Linked DNA regions of Homo sapiens: region 1 is linked to region 2. Evidence: read pairs that join two places in POLR2A ChIA-PET (ENCODE). Cell type or tissue: PC-9. All regions are shown on one strand.

Region 1 (2,500 bases), 190 kb after region 2:
TCAATAATCTTTAGTTCTTCCAAACCAATCACTAATCATTTCATCAAGCCTAACTCTGAAACTTTCTTCCTTCGAAAAGTATTTTTAGATCAACTCTATCCCACTATTTAATCCTTTACTTTCATTTCTAATGGACATTCAAGTTACTTAGTTGTTATACAGATATTTAACTTAATAGAATAAGCAAACCATTAGCATTAGTGGCTTATAAATACTTCCCATGTCTCTATTTGTAAATCTAATCATTATAATAATATTATGTATGAATTTCATTTCTTTAAAGGAAGACCACTTATGCCTGTTTAGTAACTGTCATTTAGTTATCACCTGGGAAAAACAGAAAAACATTGAACAACCTAGAGAACGGTCAAATATAGAAACAAATTATCACCACTAATTTCCAAAGTAAAGACATTTATTGTATGCACACATATTTAATCCTTATTAAACAGTCAAACTTAAGGAACTGACTATAAGCTGTTAATAAGTAACAGACTATAAGTTGTGAATAATATGTAAGGATAGTTTCAATGTACAAGGAGAGCCAGTCACAGTAAATCCTTTCATTCTGAACAGCATTCCTTGCCCACCAATTTAGTCATTAGAACATGACTATTTTTTTGGAGAAAAAAATATAAATATTTTTAAATATAAACAAACATAAAATATTTACAAAAAATCTATATTTTTGTGAAACATAAATATTTCACAAAATATTGTGAAAAGTTAATACAATAAATATTTTTTATATTGCAAAGTGGAAATGATGAATACATTGCTCAATTTAAGTAGGAAAATGTCAATTGTACAATTTGCTTTTCTGGTTTTTCAATGCTTTCATGCCTGCTTTTAACCAAAGGAGAGAATACAAATAATTGGTCTAGTTCCTCAGGGGATGGCAGCATTCAATCACAGAGCAAAGGTAAATAAAAGGAAATTATTTTCAGAGACTCTAACATCCATCTATTCATCCAGTATATTATTCTATCTTGTGTCTTTGCATCAAGGTGAATCATCAGAAAGCTATCTACTGTGACCACATCAGCTTAGCTCTTCAAAAGTGAGTTCCATTGATTTATCGTACCTTAATGTCACACCAAATGAATTTTTTTAAAACAATTTAATTCAGGAAAAAACTGGATCATACTGGCCTTCAGAGTTTCATATACTTTATAACTGTGAAACACTTTTCACACAACTACATTGAGCCTCAATCAGCACTGCAATCTACTGGCATTTTGCTGTTTTTATTCCTTCAACTTTTCTTTATTCTTTTTATTATGTCTTCATTTGTGAGGTCTCAAATTATTTTAAGAAAGGAATAATATAGCTATTTTTCAACAAAGATAATAGTCTTACTAATAAATACTTCAGGACTTTCCAAAGTACTGCCAATTTCTCACTTTCAGTTTCTCACATACTTAAAAAATTAAAAAGTATGTGTGAACAGAACATGAAACAAAATGAAACATTTTATTAAATAGCATTTTTAAAATTCCCATTACATGCAAATTATTTAATCATCCTTGATCACAGCGAGCAGCAATGAAAGGCAATAATCAAGTACCTCATACTTAATTCTATGCTTACATATACACAGACTGGAAATCTACATATATCTAAACTGCAACTGGACATTCAAAAGACAATCCCATGAAACTCCTGCCTAATTCTGTAAATTGGTTCTCTTTGTTAACTAATTATATACTTTCAAAGCTATATTGTGTTTTAAACCAGAAGTCACAATAACAAAATCTATTTTAACATTTTTATCAATAGAGAAATAATTATTACTTTTATTTTATTTTATTTATTTATTTATTTTTAGACAGAGTCTTCCTCTGTTGCCCAAGCTGGAGTGCAGTGGTGTGATCTTGGCTCACTGCAACCTCCGCCTCCTGGGTTTAAGCAATTTTCCTGCCTCAGCCTCCTGAGTAGCTGGGACTAAAGGCGCATGCCACCATGGCTGGCTAATTTTTTGTTTTTAGTAGAGATGGTGTTTCACCACGTTGGCCAGGCTAGTCTTGATCTCCTGATCTCGTGATCCACCCGCCTTAGCCTCCCAAAGTGCCGAGATTATAGGCGTGAGCCGCCACGCCCAGCCGAGAGTAATTATTTTTCAATAATGTATCATCTAGGAAAGTTATTATGATTCCACATTACCTAATACAGTCCATACTCAAATTTATCCAATTGTACTCAAAATTTATAGCTTTACAATATATATATAAGTTGAGGACCCGATCAAGGTCCTTGAATCTGATGGCCATGTCTCTTTAGTCTCCTTTAATTTTATATCATCCCACCACTGTTTTTTTTTTATGATAATGACATTATTTATAAACCCAGGGCAGATGTCTTATGGAAGGTACACATTCTGAATTTGTCTGATTCGTACTTTATAACTAGATTTAAGTTAAACAGTTTTGGCAAAAATATTATACAGGTGATACCGTGTGTTTCACTGTATCACTTCAGGAGACACATGACAGTTTGTCCC
Region 2 (2,500 bases):
GCTGATTTAATTCAATGAGTCGACCTGCAAACACGGCTAGGGTTCCGATGATGCAAACAAGCATGAAGACTCCGAGGAGTATGTGGTCCATCACCATTGCAACGTACTTCCACTCTGCCGCCGCCTGGGAGAGAGGAAAATGTTAGACAGAGTCTCCCTAAGGTGGTTTCTGGACTCACAACGTTTGTGCTTTGCATCAACTATGGGCCCTTCAATTTGTAGATCTCAAAGTCCTCCCATCCCTTGGCTGGCATCGTCTTTATTTTTTGAATAGATTATTTACAAAGTGATAACTTACTAAGGTGGTCTAGAGGCGGTCACCAGGGTTCATCTTAGGTCAGTAGCTGCCTGTTGTATGCCACCTACTTGTTAAGTCAGACTCACCACCTGTGCTCATACATTTGACCATTTAAACCCAGAGGCATGAATTTCAAGCCACGAAGCTTACATTGTTAGACTCCTGGTCTGACTTCATGGTCTCTGCGATGTACTTGATGCCCTCGATGGCACTTTTCACCTCGGGGTGTTTGATCAGGGGAGAGTGGAAGCCCATGGGTGGAGGCCCTGGCTTTCCAGAAATGTCAGAGATATCAATGTCTTCTGTAAAAATCTTTTTGTCTTGCTTTTCTCTGGATGGTCTTTTCATTGTGGAGAAAAACATGATATTTGGGATAGTGTCGATAAAAACCTAACATAAAAAAGAAATCCATGCATGAGAATTATTGTCCAGGAGGCAAGCATAAAACTCTGTCTTTGAATTATCAATGTGATTTGGGGTAAGTCATTCAGTTTTTCTGGGCTTCAGCCTCCTTGTCCTTAAAACAAAAGAACTATACTAGATTTTTTCAAAGATCCCTCTGTATCCCGGGTCCTGTGAAATGACTATGGTTAACAGTGATGATTCTGTAATGTGAGAAGTTCGCCACTGGAGGGAGCCCATGTGCAGTCATCGACCTGGGGCCACCAATGAGCTTAAAAGCGTCAGGATCCCCTACAGGTATGGAAAATGCCTTAGCAATGTGTCACCAGGATCAAATGGTTAAAGAAGGGGCCCCTCCACTTCAAATATATCCCACAAAACAGCTAGATTGTTTTCTTCTGTTTCCTGTTCCTGAAGAAACTGCAGTACAGGTATTGCCAGCAGTCATCTATCAGCCTTTACAGAAACAGGGACTCTTACTCTCCTCTTAAAAGAGTACATTGTGAGCAGTAGCTTCTTTTGTCAATTCCTGACAAATATTTTACATTCTGGACAAAAGATCCTGGACTTCAGTGTCTCTGTAAAGTTTTGTCAAAGAAAGACATATTTGAAATGTTAAATTTTTAAATTCAATAACGTAACTATTTCAGACCTAGTCCTTCACTAAAACTCACTTTTTGACCCTCTCTCATCAGGAACCCTCCCATCTCTAGCCCTCATTCTATTCATTCTATTCTCAACAGATGATTTCACCAGCAAAAAATAAGCCAGTCTGTTCACAGATTGGAAAACATACAAAAGAAATCGCGAGAATTTCACGGCATTTCAATAAAAAGCAGCCGTTTGTTCATCTTCTCTGATCAAAGAGATTCTTTAAACTTGAATTTGGAATGAGCTTTGTTAATTCTGTTTTTCTTTTCTCTCTGGGAAGGCTACAGGAGTTATTTATTCCTAAAAAGAGGCCAAAGAAAGTTCCTTCCAAAAATTCCCTAAAGCCCAAAGAGAACTTAGTTCCTAAATAGCCCCAAGTATTAGCTAGAAACCCACTGGCTCCTCGAAGGGGAGGCCTGTAGATGTGCCTCCGTGTGAAGTCTGCAGGGGCCTCCCCACTCACCTTCCGCACCCAGTTGGGCATGACATGGGTGCTGGGTGAGCGGTGGTGTGTGTTGATGACGATGACAGTGATGATGATGGAGGCAATGACGAACACCATGGTGAACAGCATGTATTTTCCAATCAAGGGCACAGCACTGGACGTGGAGGGGATCAGCTCCACGATGACCAGAAGGAACACAGTCAAAGACAGTAAGACAGAGATGCTCAGAGTCATCTTCTCCCCTGAAAAGACCAAAAAAAAAAAAAAAAATCCCACAACTACCCATCTGGGTTGGGCTGCAGTGTTCCTCCCACCCCACCATTTATATGTGGAAGTCCTGAGTCCTGGGACCTAAGAATGTGACTGTATTTGAAGACAGGGACTTTAAGGAGGTAATTAAATGAAAACGAGGTGATATGGGGTAGTGAGTAATCAAGTATGACTAGTGTCCTTATAAGGAGAGGAATTAGGACACAGATGCATAGACGGAAGGCCATGGGACACAGGAAGAAGATGGCCATTACAAACCGAGAGAGGCCTCACAAGAAACCAACTCTACTGGCACCTTGATCTTGGAATTCCAGTCTCCAGAACTGTGAGAAATTACATTTCTGTTATCTAAGCCTCACAGCCTATGGTGTTTTGTGTGGCAGCCCAAGCAAACTAATTCACCACTGAAACCCAAGGGTAAGAGGAATGTGACT

The links. Peaks named below come from ENCODE experiments on the same cell type or tissue, not always from the same donor. Only the 100,000 strongest peaks of a DNase experiment are listed, where the experiment ranks them.
Region 1: POLR2A ChIA-PET joins it to region 2 with 5 read pairs; 2 of 35 experiments call an interaction of 5 or more read pairs at or near these places.

The regions. Positions count from the first base shown.
Region 1 is chr2:174,938,223-174,940,722 of GRCh38, forward strand. The region is part of intron 3 of CHN1 (chimerin 1); the gene reads right to left. Among named protein-coding and RNA genes, the nearest start is that of CHN1, 66 kb to the right of the region's middle. In PC-9, no CTCF peak of the experiment used is centred here; a DNase peak (open chromatin) is centred at 1,068.
Region 2 is chr2:174,748,132-174,750,631 of GRCh38, forward strand. It overlaps CHRNA1 (cholinergic receptor nicotinic alpha 1 subunit), which reads right to left. Exons shown (of 9, transcript NM_000079.4): 7 at 1,815-2,038; 8 at 449-688; 9 at 1-124. Among named protein-coding and RNA genes, the nearest start is that of CHRNA1, 15 kb to the right of the region's middle. In PC-9, CTCF peaks have their summits at 946 (motif pointing right) and 1,154; a DNase peak (open chromatin) is centred at 1,020.